Regions from separate parts of the Homo sapiens genome. Here regions 2 and 3 are each linked to region 1. Evidence: chromatin loops called from intact Hi-C (ENCODE). Cell type or tissue: HCT116. All regions are shown on one strand.

Region 1 (8,000 bases):
GAAAGTTTAGCAGTGGGATGACTGGGTTAAAGGGTAAATCCTTTTATACTTCGAGAGCCACTGCCAAATTTTCTTCCAGAGTAAAATGAAATGATACTTGGAGTTTGCTTTAAAGTATTCTTACTTCTTCCATAAAAACTGGCAGCGGGAGAGAGAAGAAATCAAAATGGCATCATGTTGACAATTATCAAAACCGGGTGATGGGCATATGGGAGCTCATTTTGCTATTCTCTCTACTTTTGTGTACATCTGGAATTTTCCACAGTTAAAAAAAAAGTCACCTTGAAAAGTTCTACAAATTATCACTTGCCCTAATCATGACTAAGAATATCTTTCCCCTTATACATCTACTAGCAATGACACCATCAAAGTTTGTTTGTTGTTGTTGTTTTCCTTTTTTTATCTTTTTTTTTTTTTTTTGAAATGGAGTTTTGCTCTTGTCACCCAGGCTGGAGTGCAATGGCATGATCTCGGCTCACTGAAACCTCTGCTTCCTGGATTCAAGTGATTCTCCTGCCTCAGCTTCCCAAGTAGCTGAGATTACAGGCACCCACCACCACACCCTGCTAATTTCTGTATTTTTAGTAGAGATGGGGTTTCACCATGCTGGACAGCTGGTCTCGAACTCTTGACTTCAAGTGATCCACCTGCCTCAGCCTCCCAAACTGCTGGGATGACAGGTGTGAGCCACTGCACCCGGCCTTTCCTTTTTTTTTTTTTTTTGAGATAGGGTCTCATTCTGTCACCAAGACTGGAGTGCAATGGTGTGATCACCACTGATGGCTCACTGCAGCCTTGAACTCGTAGGCCCAAGTGATCCTCCCACCTCAGCCTCCCGAGTAGCTCAGACTACACGTGTGTGCCACCATACCTGGCTAATTTTTGCATTTTTTGTAGAGATGAGGTCTCACAATGTTGCCCAGGCTGGTCTCAAACTGCTGGGCTCAAGCTATCCTCCTGCCCTGACCTCCCAAAGTGTTGGGATTATAGCTGTGAGCCACCATGCCTGGCCCTTTTGTCTTTCTTCATAGTTGAAACAGATCTCTCTGTTGCTTCAGTTTCCGTTTATTTAATTATGAGTAAAATTGAACTTCTGTTGTAGTTTGAATGTATCCCCCAAAGTTCATGTTTTGGAAACGTAATCTCCAATGCAATACTGTTGAGAGATGGGACCGTTAAGAGGAGATTAGGTCACAAAGGCAGAGATTAATGGCCTTATAGATTAATGCCATTACCAGGGGAGTGGGTTAGTTATTGCAGTTATGGAGGGAGTGGGTTCCTGATAAAAGGATGAGTTTGGTCCCCTTCCTTCTCTGTCTCTCTCTCTCCCCCCACTCCCCTCTCTACCCTTCCACCTCCTGCCATGGGATGCTGCAGCATGAAGGCCCTCGCCAGATGCAGCCCCCTAACCCTGGACTTCCCAGCCTCCAGAATTCTCAGAAGTAAATCTCTCTACTCTGTTAAATCACCCAGTCTCAAGTGTTCAGTTAGAGCAGCACAGAACAGACAAAGACCACATCCTTCCCTATATTTCGTGGTTGCTTCTTGTTCTCCTTCTTGTTTCTTAGGAACTGGCTGTTCCTATCCTTTGCCTATTCTTGTCTGCAGTCTTGGCCTTCCTGGTTTGTGTGAGCTTTTCATAAACATGGGAAGAGGCCTTGGCACAGGTGTTGTGAATGCATTTTCCCAGTTACTTTTTCATTTTCCAACTTTGTTTTTCGGTCTTTCTCCATACAGACAATTCCCTCAGGCCACATTCCTTCCTTCTTTTTCCTGTGTCTGGGCATCGAGTAGTTTGAAGGAGCTCTCTTTTGTGGCAGTGTGAATGCTGGATAGAGCAGAACTGGCCTCAGGGCTGAAGTGGTGGCCTGGGAGAGAGTTGTGAGGTGAGGATGGGACACCATGGCCAACAGGGAGCCAGGCCTGAGCTGGGAACAGCAGGATGACTCTGCATTTTCTGAGCTGAGTAACTGGGTGGGTGATGATGTCACTGACTAGGATAGGGAAGCTAGGACAAGCGGAGTTCACGGAAACACAGCAATTCCCCTCTATGGGGCACGTCTCACCCTATGTGGTTACACCTGCTTGTATACCTGACTCCCCTTCTAGACATGGGACAGGGACCCTGCCTCCTTCTCTCTGTCCCTGGAAATGGCCATAGCAAAGAGTGCCCAATAACTGCAGATATGAATAAATGAATGAACAAATTAATAAATGAATGGCTCCAGCACTTTGGGAGGCCAAGACGGGCAGATCACTTGAGGCCAGGAGTTCGAGAACAGCCTGGCCAACATGGCGAAACCCTGACTCTACTAAAAATACAAAAATTAGCCAGGTGTGGTGGCACATGCCTGTAATCCCAGCTACTCGGGAGGCTGAGGCAGGAGAATCGCTTGAACCCAGGAGATGGAGGTTGCAGCAAGCCAAGATCACACTGCTGCACTCCAGACTGGGAGAGAGAGCCAGACTCTGTCTCAAAAAATAAAATATGTCCGGGTACGGTGGCTCACGCCTGTAATCCCAGCACTTTGAGAGGCTGAGGCGGGCAGATCATAAGGTCAGGAGATCAAGACCATCCTGACCAACATGGTGAAACCCCGTCTCTGCTAAAAATACAAAAATTAGCTGGGTGTGGTGGGACGTGCCTGTAATCCCAGCTACTCAGGAGGCTCAGGCACGAGAATCACTTGAACCCAGGAGGTGGAGGTTGCAGTGAGCCGAGATCGTGCTACTGCACTCCAGGCTGGCAACAGAGTAAGACTCCATCTGAAAAATAATAATAGTAAATAAAAATAAAATAAAATAAATGTTGCTGGGTGCAGTGGCTCACACCTGTAATCCCAGCACTTTGGAAGGCCGAGGCGGGTAGATCACCTGAGGTCAGGAGTTCGAGACCAGCCTGACCAACATGGAGAAACCCCGTCTCTAGTAAAAATACAAAAAATTAGCCGGGCGTGGTAGCGTATTCCTGTAATCCCAGCTACTCTGGAGGCTGAGGCAGGAGAATCGCTTGAACCCAGGAGGCAGAGGTTGCACTGAGCCAAGATCACACCATTGCACTCCAGCCTGGGCAACAAAAGCGAAACTCTGTCTCAAAAAATAATAATAAAATAAAATAAATTTTAATTTATTTTAAATAATTTAAAATTTATAAATTAAATTTTATAATTTTATATTATAAACAGATTTAATTATTTAAATATAATTACAAATAAATATATAATTAAAATTTAATAATTTTAAAATAAATTTAATTTAATTTAATTTAAAAATCAATGAGTAAATGGCTTGAGTGTGTGGTCCCTCTGTCCAGGTGGAGATGCTGGGAGGTGGAAGGCAGAATTCACAACCGAAGGGATTTTCTCCTCCCTAGTCGCCTCCCCCAGTAGTTGATGGCGGCTGCCACACCTCAAGCCAAGCAGGGGACCTGGCAGTGTTCACCCGCCAGCTGCGTGAACGCCCGTAACTCTTTACGGCAGAAGACCAAGGGTGCGTCTGGTCCTCAGAACTGCAGGATGCACCGGCAGCGATGGAGAAGCCTCCTTGGATGAGGCAGGGTGAGGAAGGAGACCAGACAAGCAAGTCCTCCTCCCAGAGGCAGGGACAGGAAGCAGGAGCAAGGGGCCACCAGGGAAGCTGCAGGGGCTAGAACCCAGGGAACTTTCTAGAAAGGCTAGCTGGCCCTAACAGACCCCTGGCCTGGAGGAAGACCTCCAGGGCAGGTTAGGCGGGCCAGTCACATCTCCGGGGGTGATTTAAAAGGCACCACCTTGGGACAAAAGGATGGAAGCATTGACCAGACAAATGCCTGACCCGGCAGCAGCAGAAAAGGATGCATGGAACCCTGTGGGGTTCCCACCTCATGAGGTCGTCTCTCCTCATTCTTGTGCTCGGTGGCTCCCAAGGGGCAGGCTCTAGTGCTCCCCATGGAGACCCCAGGCCCAGCCGCCTTCCAAGGCTCATGCCCTGTTAAACGGGGACACGCTCCGGCCGCCCGGGATCCCCAAATCTGTAGCAGGAGCGCCCTCTGCTGGCCATCTTGGGTGGCGCCTCTGCGCTGCAGTCCCGAGAGGAGCCCGCGAGGCCGCGGGAGGAATGCAGGGACCCTGGAGACCCATCCTCCACCTGCGCTCTGCAAACTACTCCTTCTCCCCCAGGGTCCTGGCTCCTCCTCGCCATCTTCAGCTTCACCGTCTCTAGTCCCTTAACAGCCAGAGCACCAGGCCCCGGCTGGGCCGTGTGTCCATGCCTCTGCCTCCAGGCGCATGGACACAACATTCCCTTCTGAAGCTGGCCTGCGCTGTGTATCACCCCCTATCCCCCATCCCTCCATCTCAAAAAAGCCCTTCCCTGCCTTTGGCACGTGTCCCTCCCCCACGCCCACCCGCTCAAGTCCCTCTGTTAATAAACTGCTAACCCCAAAACCAGCCTTCCCTCCAGCTTGCCCGGCCCCGAGTCTGAGGGTCCCTGGAGCAGACACGCTCCACCCGCGGGGACCTCTCCCTCCTGTCAACTCCTGAGGAGCGGCAGCGGCTTCTGGGCTTCCCACGCGGGGTGTGACACCAACGGGGGACATAATACAAACGAACGAGGGTAAAGTCCGTGTGCACACCTGTGCATGGCCACATGCGGATGTGCGTCCAGGCGTGCCTTGCAGGTGTGTGGGCAGTGACTGCGCCCACCCCTCTGTCGGGTCTCGCCACGCTTAGCTGGGTGGGCTCCTTCCAACCCAGGCTGGGGCTGAGCAGGAGGAAGCCGCGGCCTCGCCCCCAGAGGGCAGCACTGAGCTGTTCTGGCCCGACTGCTGCCAGACTCTACCCGGAGAGGAGTCCTGAGTTTCCCCGTCCAGGGCCTGGGGGAAGGACTTCAAATCTGTAAAGGAAAGCAAGGAATCAAATCCCAAATCCAGGCTAGCGGTTACACTGCGGGCAGAGCGCGAGGCGCACATCGAAGCTAAAATGTCCAAAATTGGGCAGTGGATTCACGGATGTTTGTTGTGCTTTTATTCTTTTTTTGTTTTTTTCTTTTTTTTTTTTTTTTTTTTTTTTGAGGTCGAGTTTCACTCTTGTCGCCCAGGCTGGAGTGAAATGGGGTGATCTCGGCTCACTGCAACCTCCACCTCCTGGGTTCAAGCGATTCTCCTGCCTCAGCCTCCCAAGTAGCTGGGATTACAGGCGCCTGCCACCACGCCCGGCTAATTTTTGTATTTTTAGTAGAGACAGGGTTTCACCATGTTGGCCAGGCTGGTCTCGAACTCCTGACCTCAGGTGATCCGCCCACCTCGGCCTCCCAAAGTGCTGGGATTACTGGCGTGAGCCACAGCGCCCGGCAGTGCCTTCATTCTTAAATCCTACACATATTTTGTAAATATTATTTTGAATCTATTCAGTATTACTCTTTTCAAAATAAAGGCCTCCGAGCCCTCTCTAGAATGTGGAAAGACCACTCATCGCTCAGTGGAGCAAAGTGAGCCTACAAGCTCCCCAGATCGCCCCCAGAACCCCCAGAATGCAGAGGGCTCTGAGTGTCTCTGGGGTTGCCTGTGGCTTTGGGGAAGGGGAGAGCCTGGACCCAGGCTTCTTTACCGCCCGGAGTCCCGGGTCAGCACTCCTGCAGGATAAGCCACACATCGACACGCAGCTCACACACACACACACACACTTCCAGATTCATACACAGGTGCATGCTCACAGGTTGACACACACATGCTCAAAGACTCATACACACACGTTCACACATAGCTCACATGCACATACACACACACATTGAGACTCTCAGACACACACAGACTGATACACGTACATTCACACACAGCTCATACGAACATTTACACTCTCAAATTCACACACAGGCACATGCTCACAGGCTGACACACACTCAAAGACTCATATACACACATTCACACACAGTTCACATGCACACTCACACTCCCAGATTCACACACAGGCGCATGCTCACAGATCGATACACACACACTCAAAGACTCCTATATACACATTCACACATAGCTCACAGGCACATCCACACACACACATTGACACTCTCAGACATGCGCACACACAAAGACTCACACACACACGTTCACACACAGCTCACACACACACTCCCAGATTCACACACAGGCGCATGCTCACAGATACACACTCAAAGACTCATATACACACATTCACACACACATTGACACTCTCAGACACATGCACACACAAAGACTCACACACACGTTCACACACAGCTCATACACACACTCACACTCCCAGATTCACACACAGGCACATGCTCACAGGCTGACACACACTCAAAGACTCATACCCATTCACGTGCCGCTCACATGTACATTCACACACATACACTGACATTCCCAGACTCACACACACCAGCACATGCTCACAAACTTCCCCATACTCACAAACTTCCCCATACTCACACTCACACTCATAGACTCATGTCCACACTGTCACCCACTCATGGACACACGCGCAAACTTTCACATTCACACAACCTCTCACGGGTACACACCTTACACACTCACACAAAGACGCCATTGCCACTCTGGCCTGTTAATCTTACATCCTCATCAGGAAAGAGGAGGGGCTTGTATCCTCCCTGATTGCAAGAGAGATTTCTAGAATGTTCCCAGGAGACCCCAGTCCCAAGGTAGAGGGATATTCCTCCTGGACTGGAGGAAGCAGAATCGGGGCCAGGACTGGGCCTCAGAGGAACTCCCCGGGCTTCCTGTACCCACTCACTAGCTCATCCTCTCACTCCCCAGCCCATACGTGGGAGAGCCTGACCTGGGGACATGACAGGGGACACACAGCAGGCCCTGATCTTGGGGAGCTCCTGGACCTCACGAGACACCGTGGAGACCTGTGCAGGCTGGCCTGTGGGAGTGCCCATGAGGGGTCCCTGACCCAGCCTCAAGGCAGGACAGGTGGGGAAAGGATCTGAGCAGGTCCAGCACAGCAGGAGACACAGGAGATGCCGGCCTTCCAGGCAGGGTGATGGGCACATGCCATGGCAGGGGGCACCCTCAGGGAAGCATGAGATGTCCCAGGCCAGGGGAGCTGGCTGGAAAGGCAGGGGGTGGGGGCTGGGCCTGGCAAGGTGAGCAGGGGCCCACCTGGGAGAGGCCCACCTGGGAGAGGCCCTGCGTGCCACACGAGGGAGCGGGGCCTTGCTCCTGAAAGCCACAGGGAGCCCTGATTAACTGCACAGGACAGGAGAGGACACAGCTGCTCTGCAGAGGCACACAGCTTGTACCCAAAACCTGCAGGAGGGCAGGTGGTCCTCAGCCTCCATTCCAGGAGCAGAGCAGGCCCAGGAGCCCACCACTGGTCCAGGGAAACCCCCCACAGGTACAGCCACGTTCTTCCCTGATTCATCACAACGAGGCCCCTGTAAGTGACAGAGGGTCGGTCTGTGCAGACCTGGAAACACACGGCCCCAAGACCTGGGATCCTGAAGAAGCAGTGCCAGCTCCTCCCAGACAGCCCGCCCCAGCTGGCCCGCTGGCTCCAGCCCAGCCAGGAGCGAGGGCAGTGGGGGAGCCCCACAGGAGGGAACGGGGGCTCAGGAGGCCTGGTGGGGCAGAGCTGGGACAGCTGGGCGAAGGGGCTGGGTCCTGGCTCCGCGACGAGGGCCCATTCCTGGGTGAGGGAGGGTGGGGCAGCCCACACATTCCAGCTGCTGCCGCTCCCGCCAGCCAGTACCAGCCTGTTCTCGCCTGTTCCCACTAGGTCCCAGGCTGCCCTGGGCCCAGCTCCCAGTGCCAGCTCCCAGAATCCTTCAGGGTTCAGACTCTAACTACAGGGACGCCAGTGCGAATGTCCAGAAGACCACCCCACAGAAACAAGTGCCTCCCCCACCAACACACATGCACACACACACCCCACCAACACACACACACGCATGCATGCACACACACTACCACCAACCAACACACATGCACACACACAAACACACACCCTACCAACACACACACACACCACCAACACACGCAT
Region 2 (8,000 bases), 1.0 Mb before region 1:
TGGGACTGGAAGAGAAGCTGGGGATCAGGGATGTCAGGAGAGAAGGGGCAGTCTTCACTTTGTTTGGCAGAGATCAAGCGCAGGGCCATTTGGCATGCCAGCAGGGCTGAAAATGAGCCACTGTAGGACCTGGGTACACAGGGCCCCTCTCCCCCTCATGCACTCCGAGGCCCATTCTTATGCCTCTCAGACAAGTATGGTGAGTTGATCCTAGATTCAGTCTGGGTTGGGGATCAGAGCCCTGAGCCTCTCCCAGCCTGCACTGGCCAGCCCCTCCTGTCCTTCTGGCTAGTCTCTGCTCCTTCCCATCTCTGCCCTGGACTTTCCCCATAGAGCCTTCACTCCCTCATGCAATCCCCTTCTCTCCACTTCCGCTGCCCTCTCCCAACTGCTCAGAAGCTGTGCTTCCATGAGGCCTTCCCTTAGGAGTGCCTGTCTTCCCTTTCTGAGCTCCCCTGGTTCAGGGGGCCATGCATATGACAACTGCCAGAGGGTTTTGGTTCATTTCTTTGTTCTGTCTCCAAGGTTCTGACTCCTTGGGGCTGAACCCAGGTCTCCTTCACCTCTGAGTTTCCCCCATCACTTGGCTCTTCATTAAGCCATCAGTAAGTACTGCATGAGCAAAAGGACAAGATTTATCATTGGATCTCAGAGGATGGCCTCTGTCTACCATCTTATTTTCTGAAGAAGTGGCTGTTTGCTTTCCAGGAAGAGGCCGGGGAGAGAGCTGGAAGGAGGGTCCATAGCAGATTTCTCCCAGGAATCTGGAAGAGCTGAAGTCTCATGAGGATCAGGACTGTGGGCTCAGGGGGCACCTAGCCGGGCGCTTGGGAACGACAGACCAGTTTGCTGGTTTAGGCAGGAGAAAGGGGGTAGAAATCTTGTTAATTTCTGGCAGTGTAGAAATCTACCCAGTCTACCAGTTTGGGAGAGGGTTGGTTTTCAGGGTGAGGCCAGAAGAAATTCCACACAGATGTATTCCAGCTCCTTCTTTCTGGGGGTACAGAGTAGGGTGAGCTATAAAGAGTGAAGGGATGGGACCACCTCCAAGAGCAGCCACCTCTGACCCAAGAACCATGTTTCCAAATGGACAGAGTTGATTTAACAACGACTCAAATATCCTACAAGTTAATACCTACTTCTTTCTCCTCAATCAAGGCCCAGTCATCCCTGGGGAGAAGCCTTGAGTGCTGGGCTGGGCCCTGGGTGGGGAATTTAATGTGCTGTCATTTTACTGACATCTGTAGAGGTTTGAAACTGGACAAACAGGAAGTGTCCTGTCTTTAACACTTGCACAATCTCAAGCCTTTTGTGAAATATCAAGGAGTGGAGGTCGCAGGGGCCCGTGGTGTGAGGTGCTGTGAGGTAGCCCTGGACCTGTCTCTGATCCTGAGAGCTGGGCCCTCTGCAGCTGAGAACGTGCCCTGCAGCCGCTTTCCCTCCTTAGCCGTCGTGCACAACCTGTGCTGTGAGACGCTGCTGCTTGCCTGGCACTGCTGTTGAATCAGTCTCCATCTCCTCATTTTGATGGCAGCCTGGGTTTGTTATCCTTCAAAGATCGTCTCTTGGAAGGACACCAGCCTCTGATTACATTTCCGAGCCTGCCTGGAGGCAGCTAAGCTAATCCGACACGATTTGGGTGGATTCCCTTCTGGCCTCATGTTCTGACACAACCTCTGGCAGCAGTAGGGTGGGAAGATGGACAAAATAATTACGCCCTATGAGTTGAAAGGAGAATTAAAATTAATTCCCTCGTGCAACTTTTTTTTTTTTTTTTTTTTTGCGCCAGGTGTGGTGGCTCACGCCTGTAATCCCAGCACTTTCGGAGGCTGAGACGGGTGGATCACTTGAGGCCAGGAGTTCGAGACCAGCCTGGCCAACATGGCAAAACACTCTCTCTACTAAAAAATACAAAAATTAGCTGGGTATGGTGGGACATGCGTGTAATCCCAGTTACTAGGGAGAATGAGGCAGGAGAATTGCTTGAACCCGGGAGGTGGAGGTTCAGGGAGCCGAGATCACGCCACTGCACTCAAGCCTGGGCAACAGAGACTCTCAAAAAAAAAATTTCTTTATGAGTACCTAGTAGCAGATAATTCAGGGCTGTTCTCTATTCCTTTTGTAACAGGTCTAATTTATGGCAGTAATTTTTTTAAAAAACTATTTTTTTCAGTAGAATTTTGTACATATGACTTCTATAACATTTAGGACATTTATCCTTGCTTATTATAAAAATGATTTAATTGTAGTAAACCCGGTTTTGAAAAGAGAAGAATAAGAGATCGCCCATAATCTTAACACTGAACACACCGGATCCAGTTTGTTTTCCCAACCAGTCTTCATCTGATAGCGTGTTTAATTGCATGATCCTAATATACATTTACTTTTTGAAGAAACCTAGTTTGCACGGTCCCATGTGGCTACATAATCTTTCTCATCATCGTTAAGGCACAAAATACCTTTAGGATCATAATTTACTCAGCCAACTTCCTGCAGCTGAAAATTTAATTATTTCTTTTACCTTTCAAACCAATGTGTTTGCTTGTCTTTTCTGGACTCTGCCCTGGGGCCCCGGCAGAGAGGAGGTGGAGCCGTGGAACAGGGTTAGACCCAACTCATCTTCACGTCCTGCCCCTCAGCCCGGCCCTTGGCCCGACCCCTGCCAAATGGCTCCGGCTGTGTTCAGGTGCCTGCGGAAAGGCGCTCCTACCTGTCAGCAGTGTAAGGGCATTTCCAGGTCACATCTGTCAAGGACTTTCATTCATGGAGCACTTGCCCACTGGACACTTGCCACTTGTGTAGACACCTCCTCTAGCAGGGACCATGCCATACTGCATCTTTTATTACTGGTGCCAAGGAGGGTTCCTGGCATATAAAAAGTGCTCAGCAGTTGTTTGTTGAGTGAATGAAAGTTAAGAGTGATTGACAACTCACGAGGAATCCTGTAAGTCACCAGGCTCTTGCCCAGCTTGGGCTGCAGAATCGGACACTGTGCTGCTTCACAGGCCTTGGGGACTTTGACTAAGATACCTTCCCCATCCCCCAACTTCAACCATACATTTATGAAGGTTTAATAGCGCAGGGTCCCCACCAGACCCTCCAGCGTAGGTCTATTTTTTTTTTTTTGAGATGGAGTCTCACTCTGCCTCCCAGGCTGGAGTGCAGTGGCGTAATCTCGGCTCACTGCACCCTCTGCCGCCCAGGTTCAAGCAATTCTCCTGCCTCAGCCTCCCGAGTAGCTGAGATTACAGGCACCTGCCACCGCATCTGGCTGATTTTTGTAGTTTTAGTAGAGACGGGGTTTCACCATCTTGGTCAGGCTGGTCTTGAACTCCTGACCTCGTGATCCGCCCGCCTTGGCCTCCCAAAGTGCTGGGATTACAGGCGTGAACTACCGCGTCCGGCCCCCTTTTTTATTTATTAGGGTGATCAGCTTGTTTCCGTTTTCCCGGGACTTGCCTGGTTTTATCACTGAATGTCCTTCCTCAGTCCCAGGTAAGCGGGGACAGAGTTCTCCTAGTTCTCGGCATCCAGTGCTTAACAAGCTCCTGTAGAGGGCGCTGGAGGAAAAGCTCAGGAGGCAGGTGCCGGATGGATTGAGCAGTTGCTGTCCCAGGTGGAAGATATCATGTCACCCGGACACCATCGCCCGGAAAATATCACGTCACCTGGACACCATCAGACTCAGGAGCGGGTTAGAAAACAACCGATCTCCTTAACCCTCCCCCAGGAAACGCTTGTGTCAGGAAACTGATGCTTATTGGCCAAGAGGGAGTGACCGTGTCAGACAAGTCTCTGTTTCTTCATCCTGAGAAAGCAAATCATGTATAAATGAATTGTGGTTGTTTCAGGCTGTCAAACTCCAAATGTGTTCTGGCTGCAACTACCCTGACAGCAGGATGCTCCAGTTGCATTGACCTAGAACAATCTAGGACAGAGAAAAAAAAAATCGCTTTGATTTTGTTGGGGAGGACACATTTTTTAATTCTGTCTTTCCAGGTTCTTGGCAGGATCTCTGTAACAAAAGTCAGGCTAGAAAGAGAGAAGCATATATATTTATTTAATACACGTTTTATGTGATACAGGGGCTTTTGTAAGGAAATGAAGACCCAAAGAAATGTTTAAACCTGAGTGTTTTTATACGGGGTTTGATGAAGAGTGGAAAGTCATGGAAGAATATGATAGGACAGAGGGGATGAGCTGAGGGTGGGAAAGCGGGGGGAAGCTCAGCAAGGCCTGTTTGCCCAGTTTCTCTTCTTCGCAGATAAAAATGCGCTCTTCCCCTGAGTATAGGGAGGGCACCTGTCACCTGAGGTTCTTATGACCTGCTTCAAGGGAAGTTCAGAAATTGGTTCAGCTTAAAACATCCACTATTTTCAAGGTGCCATATTTTGGGCCTGAATCCCATCCATTTTTTTTCAAGTGTGTCTATCCTGACACACATTTTTTTTCAAGTGTGTCTAAAACTGTCCATTTTCCCCTGGTTTATGTAGACCTATCCAATTCCCTTGGGAAACTCAGTGGGAAACATGAAATTTACTTTCGAAGTGGGTGGTGATAATGAAAAATTAATCTTGCTACGATTCTGGTAAGAGACCAGACCCACACAGACCCTACTTTGGGCATTACCTGGCTGAAGCCAGCAGCAAGGCAGCGCACCCTTCTGACACGCACAGGTTGCCAGGGGCTCCACATGCATCAGCCCCCTGCTTTGGTGCATCACATATATTGCTGTTGATGTGTTCAACTCTGTTGCAAAGTGTTTGGAACAGATAACATCACAGTCGGATCATTTATCAATTCTTTCACTCGCCCACCTTTTGTTGTTGAACCACATACTTTGGGTAATAACTACAGTTTATTAGGTATGCTGTGAACACTGTTTTTAAGGAGTGCCTGGCTGAAAACACCCACAAAATGATTTAAAAACACAAAGCTAGGCCAGGCAGAGTGGCTTACGCCTGTAATCCAAGCACTTTGGGAGGCCGAGGAGGGCGGATCACTTGAGGCCAGGAGTTGGAGACCAGCCTGGCCATCATGGCAAAATCCCGTCTCTACCAAAAATACAAGAATTAGCTGTGCATGATGACGTGTGCTGTAGTCCCAGCTACTCGGGAGGCTGAGTTAGGAGAATTGCTTGAACCCAGGAGGCGGAGGTTGCAGTGAGCTGAGATCACTCCATTGCACTCCAGCCTGGGCAACAGAACGAAACTATCTCAAACAGAACAAAACAAAACAAACCCTCCGAAACCCACAGAGCTAGTATTTACAAGTTGGAATGTCATCATTGTGAATGTTTCCATCTGCACAAATATCTGGAAAACGACTATTAGGATACCAGCCTTTATTACTGCTCTATTAAGAGAAGCCATTTGCTCCTAAGCCCTTCGCTCTCTTAAAAAAATCATTTTAAGAACTGGAGTGGTTATGAGAAAAGCACCGGTGCTTTTAAAGATTTGCAGAAGGGGGAAAGGTCACTTGGCTGTCAGTTTGAGTTTTTATCTCATAGATGGGGTACCTATCACTCACAGAACTGGAGTCGGATAGACCTGAGTGGGAATCCTGTCTCCATCATAAATTAACTGTGTGATCTTGGACAAGTTATTTAACTTTTCTAAACCTCAGTTTCTCCATCTTTAAAACAGAGATGATATTCATAATATGTCATTAAAAAGTATAACATTAGAATGTGTCGCACACTGAAGAACGTCCAACTCTTGGCAAAGTTCAGTCCAACTAGGCTTGAACATGTTTTTAAAAATATCCTGAGGCTCTGCTCTCCCCGGAAGAAGCTGTAAAGAACAATTCCAGCCCTGGCACTGAGACAATTGGATCTTAGATGAGTCATTCACTTCTCTTTTTTGGGGCCTCAGTTTCCCCTTTGGTAAAATGAAGAGATTAAACCAAATCAGTGATTCTCCAAACTTTGCTAGTCTGCTAGGCTTCTCCTTAGTAGCCTCTAATTCAGTAGTCTTGGGTGGGGTTCAGACAGCTTCCCTAGGAGATTCTGTGCTCAATCTGAGAGCCACCCACCTAAGAACCACAACCACAGCCACCTAGACTCTGACTGACATTTGATGGCTTCAAGGAGGTATTTTAAAGCTATTGTCCCAGAATACGTGGTGTGTTTTTTGAGGAGGAGGAAGATCTATCCACGGCACACATCAGGAAGAGGTGGTTAAAGGTCAGAGAGTTATTCTGCAGAAAATCCATCTGATTTGGTACTTCCTGAAATTTTTGACACCCAACCAGGGATGTCTTTTAAAAGGTTCCCCACTGCTCACAGATTGACAGGAAACCACAACAGGGGTAAAATGCACGCATAACACAGCATACATCAGACATGAGGGTAGTTCTCTATATAGCACAGTATTTTTTATTATTGTAGGCTTACAAATGATTTAAGTCTGTGTGTTTGTGTGTGTGTGTGTACTTTTTCATTTTGGTGGTATGGAAAGCTTTGGAGGGAAGAAGGAAAGGATTCCACAAGGAATAGTTTTTCCATATACATCTCCCATTGCAAGAACACTGATCTCCGAGTGGATTCTTTTGTCTTGAGTCTTTTGAATTATTGATCCACAATGATGAAATCCCTAGCACAGATGTTCAATCTTGATGTCATTTAATATCTCGTACAACAGCCTGAGGCTAATTTTCCTCTCTCCAGGAAAAATGGTTTGTAAGAGTTGATTGATCAACTCAAGCCCAAGATCACAAATATAAACTTCATTGGTAAAGTGATCTACTCTAATATTATCTTCAGGGATTAGAAAATAAAAAGTATAAAAAGTGCATGAGCATACAGTAAGTGCTCAACAAATGTTGGCTTTTATTATTATTAGGTGATCATGGAATTAACTTTCACTAATTTGCCCTTGAGTTATAAGCCGCTGTTGACCCGGGGATAGTTTCTAAAAAGACAAATCTCCTGCAACTGCAGGTAGCAGAAGATAGACCTTCCCATTAGTGCTGTCTTCTCCTAAGCGTGTTATCCAGACCACCATGTGGGATCCTTGGGATGATTTTGGGTAGTACACAGACCATTTAAATAATGTTCTTTGAAAAAAAAAAACTTTATTTAAAAAATAGAGACAGGGTCTTGCTATGTTGCCCAGGCTGGTCTTGAACTTCTGAACACAAGCGATCCTCCTGCCTTGGCCTCCCAAAGTGCTGAGACTTGGCCTTAAATAATACTCTTTTAAATAGTACGTATTTAGGCCTAAAGAGAACTACTAAAATATTTGCGTTAAGGTTATTTTCTTTTTTGACAAAAGACAATGGTTTTAACATTTATGCTGATATACAGTTTCCCTTTAAAATAAATCATTCAAGTGGAAGAAGCTGATTCAAAGAAAGCTGCTAAGTAATAATAGCACAAGTTGTACCCAGAAATGGTAAAAATTGTGATGGTGGCATGCAAATGACCGAGTTTGAGAAGTACTAGATCAGTGAACTGAACCTGTGTGCTCCCCGTTGGGCTACATCTGAAAACATTCGTCAACACTCATTTCATGGAGCTTGAATCCGTAGTACAGTTACAAAACTTCTGTGCTGTACAGGACCTTGAGGTCATCGTGGGACCACCCCTGTATTTTAGGCAGATGGTTTCCATGATCTGGAGATGTTGTGTCTCAAGTGCAATACACTGGGGAGGAAACACGACTTTACCAGATTAGAGAAAACCATGTTTGAAAAGAGACAGTCCTTCTATCCCAGGAGAGACACATTGGAGGGGAGACGACAGGACAATGAGAATGTAAACTATCTACGTTCCAAATTTTTCTGTACATTAAAAAAATTAAAAATTCTAAAAAAGAAAACGGAAATTGTCTTCTGAAAGGATCTCAAGGAGCACATGTCTTGAAATACCTGAAGATCTTTTACTTGGAAGGTGATGACATGTACTCTAATTGACTTCAAGTTGTGTAAGAGGGAGGCTGAAATTATAGGAAGACAGATTTTTAGTTCAGTGAGAGGAAATACCTTTAGTGAACTAAAGA
Region 3 (8,000 bases), 240 kb before region 1:
AAATGGCACAAGAATTCAAGATGGGGACCACAGACAGACTAGCTGGTGAGTAAACACAATGCTGCCATCTCTTGTGAATCTAGCCTCTTTCTTGCAGTGTTTTCAAGATCTCAATGGGCTTGAGTGAATTTGCTCCTTGAATTAGTGGGGAAAATGGGACCCCAGGGTTGTAAGATCCCCATGACCTCACACAGGCGAGGGGTAGAATTCATGTATTCTCTTGGTTTCCTAGTTGGAATATTTGCAAATTTTTTTCATTCAAGGAGAAATTGAGCAGTCAATGGGCTATCAAACCCACATTCATTATCCAGTTCAATTTAATTCAGAACACATTGATTAGACAGCTTCTCTATGCTGAGCATATGACTAAACAGAAGAATCATAGTTCTGGTGAAAAAAATGTCTTTTTATGAACAATTCCGGCCAAGATGGGTCCTCAATATGTATGAGAAATAGCCAGAAGTTAAGGAAAGGAGATATTTAGAAGGTGTAAGATGGGCATTTAGAAATATGTTTGTATTCAGTGTAAATAGAAAACGGGTACTGGGTGCAGTGGCTTGCATCTGTAATCTCAGCACTTTGGGAGGCTGAGGTGGGAGAATCACTTGAGCCCATGAGTTCAAGACTAGCCTGGGCAATATAGCAAGACCCCATGTCTACAAAAAAAATTAAAAATGAGTTTCAAAATTAGCCGGACGTGGTGGCACATGCCTGTAATCCCAGACACTTGGGAGGCTGAGGCAGGAAAATCTCTTGAACCCGGGAGGCGGAGGTTGCGGTGAGCGGAGATCACGCCATTGCACTCCAGCCTGGGCAACAAAAGCGAAACTCCATCTAAAAAAATAAAAATAAAATAAAATTTAAAAATGAGCCAGGCTTGGTAGAGCACATTTTAGTTCCAGATGCTCTGGAGGCTGAGGCAGGATGATTGCTTGAGCCCAGGAATTTGAGGTTACAGTGAGCCATGATCACACCTCGGCACTCCAGCCTGGGCGACAGCAAGACCCCATCTAAAAATTAAAAATAAATAAAAAGAAAACTGTACATGTGACATTATGGGCATTAGTCACTTGTTGAACATCTACTGTGTGCTTGGCACAGTCCCAGGGGCAGGGGACATGGTGGGGAGTGGGGGTATGTCATGTCCCTGCCCCCAGGAACTCTGAGTCCTGCTGAGCAGACAGGTCCACAGCTAGCATAATGTAATGTGATTGGGCCTTCCCCCAAAAATATCTCCTTCCCCTACCCACTCCATTTCTTCCTACACCCACCCCTGACCCAAACCCCATTCAGGGCATTCCAATCCAGCTCATGATTTTCAGCCACACGGCGAGGGGATGAAGCCATTTCAGGTTATGCACTTGATCCCAAAGAGTTTTTTGTGCTTCGCTCTCTAAGTGACTCATAAGCAGAATTCAGAGAACTGTTCTCATTAGAATCTTGTTCCCTTTAATAATCTAGTCTTCAGCCAGGCAGGGTAATGAATTGTTTTGGCATCTGGTTCTTGTTGCTTTGGAGACCACAGGAGAGGCGGTGGTGATGGCCCATCGCTTCAGCCCTGTGGCATCCCCACAGGATCCATGGGCATCAAGGTAAGTTTCAAAGCAAATGAAAGAGGCTTTTGCCAGGTGCAGCATAGGAAATCATTCCAGGGATGTGGTGTGGGCAGAAAAAGAAAAGCACCTACAGTAAATCAAGCAAATTGACAGAGGAAATAGAAAGGGGAATAAGGCTGGTGGAGGGAAACGGAGGGAGCACGCAGTCCTGCTGGTGAGTGGACACAGTTGTGCCCCCTTGAGACCAGAGAAACCTCCTGAGGGCAGAGGGCCTTGGAGACCAATGTGAATGACTGAGGCAGGTTGTATAGGATATCCAAGAACCAGGGAGGAAGGAAGGGAAAGGGAGGTTTGGATGCAATAACCAGCATCAAACGGGGGAGCCTCCAGGCAATGGCCAAAGGCCAGAAGCTGAGTCTAAAATGCTGATTGGGGACAGCACCGAGAAGGTCACCCCTAGGGAGATCCCAGACCCTAGGATACCTTTCCCGTAAAATCCATCCAGGATTTCAGAGTGGTCTGAACGTGAAGTTTTATCCACATGTACCTCCAGCAAGGCCCTCACAGTTGGGAACAGGGAAAGAGCAGGGAAAAAGAAATGAGAAGACTTGGGGTTGAGTGCGTGGAGCTGCCCCTCACCTGCTGTGAGGTGCAGAGGGGGCATTTCACCTCCCTACACCTGTACTTCTCCCACTGCACGATGGGGATTGTGATGTCTGTTCCCCTCTCTCAAGGTTGTTTGGGGCCTCCATTTGGATACAACACAAAGTACTTTAACAAGTGTTTTGTAAATGGTGAAACAATGAACATCTATAGGGATTCTGTTTCCCTCCTCCTCTTTCTCAATAGACAAGGTGGTTTTAAAATGGCAGGAAGTGAGTTGAGCTTCTTTGTCAACTCCTAGTTTATTAAAATTGCCAGAGTCCTCAAGCTTCAAGATCCTGTGAGATACTAAAGGACTTTTATTCCTTGTACCACCCTTTGTGGCATAAATTCTCAGAAACGTTTCTTCTAACATAAACATACTCATTTCCTTCAAGGAAAGGAATCAAAACAATGGGGTCATTATGATTCTATCATCCTTTTGACAAAATCTGAGACTTGGCCTCTGTAAAGCACAGTAGTTAAGAGCACAGTTGCTGGAGGCAGGCTGCTTGGATCTGAATCCTGGCTTCACCACCTAATAGCTGTGTGACCTTGGGCATGTTACTTAGCCTCTCTGAGTCTTGGCTACTTGTCTGCAAAATGAGAAAACCATAGCATTGGCTTTCTAGGATTGTTGTAATGATTAAATGAGTTTACCCATATGACTGTAGCTATAATTTAGACCAGCGCCTGGCTCATAGTAAGAGCTTGATGGATATATGGTTCTATGACAATGATGATGATGGTGAAGCTATATGATTTGATGATGATGATGATGATGATTCTGGTGATGGTGATGGTAATGATGACCTCTGTGGTTTCCAGGGAAACTCTTCACACACGACAAACACACAGATGTGCGTGCACACACACACATGTACTGTCTCATCAAAGCTAATCTTTTAATTAGAAATGAGAGAGCACTGGATGTGAACTTAAGAAACACAGGTCAATCACCCTGGGGCCCCACTGACTCACTTTATGTCACCAGCAGAATCCCTTAACCACTGAATGACTCACCTTCTCTCTCTCTCCCTTAAATGGGAAGGACAATGCTTGCCTGTGCCGTCATGGTGCAAGAATAAGTGGGTTTATTTTGTTAGACAGCTTTGAACTTGTTGGATGAAAGGAGCTATTTAAGTACAAAGGAGATGAGGGCAGCTGGGTCAGGTACTAAATTAAGACTAATCGAGATGGCTCTTCATTATTGAGAGCTTCTCTTGGGTAGGTGCCCAAGGGGTGTGTCACGTGTGCCAAAACAGTTTTACCACTTGAGAAAAAGAACAGAGGAGGGGAGGGCGTGGCAGCCTCTGACCCTTCTTGGGCTTCCTATGCTGGAAATCCCAGTGTCTCTCAAGCAGATCAGTCCTATGTACATGAGCAGTGACCAACAAGTAGGACGCTGGGCTTGAGAGCAGTTGGAGGCAGAGCAACAAGATTCTCACTTAAGCTCCCTCCAGCCTTGGGGCTCGGGACTGTGGTCACTCCAGCACCACACCGCTGTATCAGGAAGACCTGGATTAAACCAGAACCAGCTGTACTTGTAAATTTTTCAGCAAACTACAGTGATTCAGAGAATTCACAGAGGGAAAGGGAAGACCAAAACCAGCTCCTAAAGTAGATTTGGTGGTTCCACTTCAATGCCTGTGGTTTCACTGATCAATAAGACATAGAAAGCAGGGACGCACAGAGTTAGGGGGGCTACAGCCATCTCAACCAGCCCCATCAGTTCCCTAAGTGTTCCCCTCAACATCCCCATCAGTGATTCTGAAGCCTCTGCTTGTCTCCAAGGATAGGGAACTCACTGCTTCTCTTCTCTGGCCAGCTGTGATGCTGAATTCTGGAGATGTGCTGATTCTCAGCCACGGCTATCAAAATATGGAGCTTTTGATTCATGTTCTACCATCTGCAAATTCCAAGACAGACAGTTGCCATAAGGACTCACCAATGGGGGTTACTGGGGAGGTTGGATGGGTCAGCTTGTTTGGGCCTTTCTAGACTGATAGAAATAACTATCATGTAACATTTTCAGAGTTTTGCAATGTAAAAGAGAAAGGCTCTATCCTGATCTGATGGTATGAGGGATTCCTCACTGGAGGACATATCAGGACGGCAAGGCCAGCCCTTTCTGTAGAGGGTCTAGCTAGTCAAGGGCTCATTCCTCAAATAAACTTCCTAACCCAGTGTTTCTCAAACTTGAACCAACATCAGAATCACCTGCAAGTCATGCTAAAGCAGAATGCTGGTTCAGTAAGTCAGGGGTGGTGCTCAAGAATGTGCATGTCTAGCAAGTTCTCAGGTAATGCCAGTGCTACCTGCTGGCGGACCACGCTTTAAGAACCACTGTCCTAAACCTTCTCATGTTTAATTTGTTTCCCCCTCAAAGCTTCCAAAGAACGGGCTTTGGATCTGGTTCAAAGAGACTAGGTTTCAAGTCTTGACTCAGTAACCAACTGAGAATAATAACAGCTGCTTCTTCTTTGCAGGGCTGATGTGGTGCCCTGTGACACAATGTCGGCGAAGCCCCAGCCAGTGCCTTGTTCATAATGGGCATGTCATCCTAAAAGCTCAATTTAAGTTACCTGTTCTGGGGCTTCTGATTCATGTTCTACTGTCTACAAATTCCAAGCCAGACAGCTGCCAGGACTTACCAGTGGAGCTTACTGGGGAGCTTGGACGGGTCAGGTTGTTTGGGCCTTTCTAGACTGATGGCGATTACCATCAGTTAATATTTTCAGAGTTTTGCAACGGTCTGTGGTGCCGCAGATTTGAGCTCTTCCTTTACACAAGGACCAGGTGGCTTATCCAGATAAAAGGGAAATTTTACTTAGCGTCTATATTTTAAAAGCTCTATCTGTAAATCTGTCTCCAAATACACTTGGTGAGGTCCAAGGTTGGGTATCTCTCCTCTGTGCCACTTTGCCGCAGTCCCATTTTTAACTCTAGCCTTCACTGGCTTTGCCATCTCCCAGAACCACTCTGGCGAGCCAGCCACAACCCCCGTCTACAGAAGCATGTGGCTCAAGGAGTTCCCAGCAAGGCTCTCAGCATGGGACGGAGATGCTGAGGCTGGACTGCACTGGGCTCATTCTGCTGCAGAAGCGAAGTTTAATAGCAAAATAAAAACAAAAGTGCCTGCCCCATCTCAGAGAGATCAGGAGGCAACAGAAGAGAGAAAATGGAGCACTTGGGACACCTTGAGGGGAAGAAACAAATCCAGCCATAGGGGCTGAGCTGCTGGATTCAAACACCTATCCACAGAGTGGCACTGTCTCTCTTCAGTCTCCTGCCTGGCTGGCCAGGGAGGCAAGGCCCAGGTTAGCAGGCCTGCAGAGCAAAGCCTAACGAGCTGAAGACACCTCCCCTTTCCCAGCACCTCGGGCTGAGGAGTGTGTCAGTATCCAGTTGATGAGCAGGGCCCATGGGTGGCCCGGGAGCAGGGGGCGCAGGCTGCAGGGGCTGGACTAGGAGTGCTGAAGGCTGGGGTTGCACACGGGTTGCAGGGAAATCTGCATAGAGAAAAAAGGTGTTTGAAACATTGGCATGAGAAGTATGTGAAAGACAAAAGTATATTATAGACACTTTAGAATTAAAGTGCAAAAGAGGACCTTAGACCTTAGAGGTCCCTCTAAGCCTGAAAGGGGCAATGACGTGCCCACAGTCCACAGTGGAGCTGGGGCCAGAACTCAGTGTACCTGTGTGCCAGGCCAGGGTCACGTCCCATATGGAAGGAACACAGCAGAGAGAAAGGCAGAAAGGCCAGAGGAACAAGAATGGTCCAGATGTCAGCCACTGATTCCATTTAAACACAGCCCCTCATAGTGTTCCTTAGTGCTTAAAGGGGTATATCAGCCCTCTGATGCTTTTCACAGGGCTATTGTGGAACTAAAATGAAAGAGTCAGTGCACATGCCCTTAGCAATACTTTAAATGCTATGAGCACAAAGAATACTCGTTATTGGAATACTTCTCCTGGAGAGAATTTAGCAAAACCTGAATGTGCTGGGCATTCAGTATTTTAGCCCTCTATGGGAGTAGCCAGCAACTGGGAGCACAACGTGGTCAGCAAAACAAATGCCATGACCTGAAAACTCCTGTACACCCTCACCTACGCCTAGGCAGGCATTAGCTCACCAGGCCTAGTGGTAGCAAGTTTGTCTCCAAAGATGGGATCTGCAATGCCACCCCCACCTGGCCTCCAGAGCTCCTTTTAGGTCATTCCCAAGAGAAGTTATCTGTTTTTGCACACGGTGTTGACATAGACAACAGGGTACGTACTTGCAGTCCTCACTCTCCAGAAGGTTCCGGTATGTGGCAATCTCATTCTGCAGCCGGGCCTTCACATCCAGCAGCACCTGGTACTCCTGGTTCTGCCGCTCCAGGTCAGCCCGGATCTCAGACAGCTGTTCCTCCACATTGTTGATGAGGCTCTGCATCTGGGCCAGCTCTGTGCGGTAGCGGTCCTCGGCTTCACACAGGGAGTTCTGTAGACAGTCCTTCTATAATATCAAAGAAAGGAGGAAGCAAGTTAAAAATCATGGATCTCCAACCTCTTAAGATTGTGACACCCCAAGACATTGCCAGGTCCAGAGAGCAATCTAACTCCCTTTAGCTGTCTTCAGCCAGAATAACTAACACACTTCATGGTAGACCTTTAAGATCAGAGCCCTCTGACCTAAGTTAATGTTGATTCACTCAGCATCCACATCTACAGGGAAGTGCTTCCAAAAGAGTTGAAACCAAGGTTTAAGCTGAGTCCGTGGTTGGTATTCGAGGCCTGTACTGACCCCAGAGAGCTACTCATGGGTAGTGGGAGCCAAGCTGGGTCTCCCATGCGTGCAGAGGGACTCACCAGTGTGTGCTGAGCCTGAAGCTCCACCTCCAGGGCGTTCACCGAGCGTCTCAACTCCAGGATCTCTGACTGGCAGCACTGCAGCTCCTCAGAGCAGGACATGGCCTGCAGGCTGATGCCTTCAGACTGGAGCATAGAGAAACATGGTCACCTACCTGCCCAGATGGAGGCCAATCCCCACTGCTTAGCAGTCCCCCTCACCTGGGCTTGGAACCACTGCTCCACATCCTGGCGATTGGTCTCCACCATGGCCTCGTACTGGCCTCACGTCTCCCCCAGAACTCTACTCAGGTCAATGGTGGGCTCAATGTCCAGCTCTATCCGGAGCTTGTCTCCCAGCTGACCCCTTAGAGTGTGGGCTTCCTGTAGGCATCAGAGGAGTATGACCCGCCTGCAGGGCCCCCAACTGCCCTTCACCCAAACTCTCAACTCCCACTTTCCATCCTCCCCAGTAATTTCCCTGTGCTCCTCTGAAGATAAACCGCTGCCTGCACCAGCCTAGCAGCTTCCAGAAGCTGTGGATGAGAAGCAATCTCCCACCAAAAGCCAGAGCTCACCTGCAAAGCTTCAATCCCAAGCAGAAGGAAGCCTCCGTTTTTTCCCCCCAGATGAGCCTGAATTCACCTCCAGAAAGTCTCAATGCATCACACCAAGGGTCACACACCTGCTCATGGTTCTTCTTGAGGCAAAGCAGCTCCTCCTTCAGGGACTCCAGCTGGGCCTCCAGGTCACACTTGGCGAGGGTGAGGTTGTCTAGCACCCTGCGCAGGCCACAGATGTCAGCCTCCACCAGCTGTTGCAGCGAGCGCTCTCTCTCGTACCTGTAACAGGGAAAGTGCAGGAGTGACAGTTAGAGGGCAGGAAGGGGCACCAGGACATGACTCCCAGCTCGCAGCTGTAAGTCCACTGGCCTGCCCTTTGCCATCTAATTGTGAGTTGGCTTATCCT

The links. Peaks named below come from ENCODE experiments on the same cell type or tissue, not always from the same donor. Only the 100,000 strongest peaks of a DNase experiment are listed, where the experiment ranks them.
Region 2: it touches region 1 in a loop (4-fold over the local background); 3 of 110 quality-filtered maps call a loop at or near these places.
Region 3: it touches region 1 in a loop (4-fold over the local background); 7 of 110 quality-filtered maps call a loop at or near these places.

What each region holds. Positions count from the first base shown.
Region 1 is chr17:41,644,043-41,652,042 of GRCh38, forward strand. It overlaps LOC124904004 (a long non-coding RNA gene), which reads right to left. Exons shown (of 2, transcript XR_007065756.1): 2 at 3,235-4,872. Among named protein-coding and RNA genes, the nearest start is that of KRT17, 23 kb to the left of the region's middle. RefSeq lists enhancers at 3,333-4,208, 3,761-3,910, 3,941-4,100, 4,499-4,608. In HCT116, CTCF peaks have their summits at 4,040 (motif pointing left) and 4,753 (motif pointing right); DNase peaks (open chromatin) are centred at 4,140 and 4,809; H3K4me3 peaks cover 1,262 bases; H3K27ac peaks cover 4,650 bases.
Region 2 is chr17:40,616,548-40,624,547 of GRCh38, forward strand. No RefSeq gene overlaps it. Among named protein-coding and RNA genes, the nearest start is that of SMARCE1, 27 kb to the right of the region's middle. RefSeq lists an enhancer at 7,319-7,458. In HCT116, a CTCF peak has its summit at 3,548 (motif pointing right); a DNase peak (open chromatin) is centred at 3,614; H3K4me3 peaks cover 743 bases.
Region 3 is chr17:41,400,917-41,408,916 of GRCh38, forward strand. It overlaps LOC100505782 (a long non-coding RNA gene), which reads left to right and starts at 1,500. Exons shown (of 3, transcript NR_040111.1): 1 at 1,500-1,592; 2 at 7,505-8,000. It also overlaps the pseudogene KRT41P. RefSeq lists an enhancer at 2,774-3,973. In HCT116, no CTCF peak of the experiment used is centred here; DNase peaks (open chromatin) are centred at 2,706 and 3,275; H3K27ac peaks cover 3,868 bases.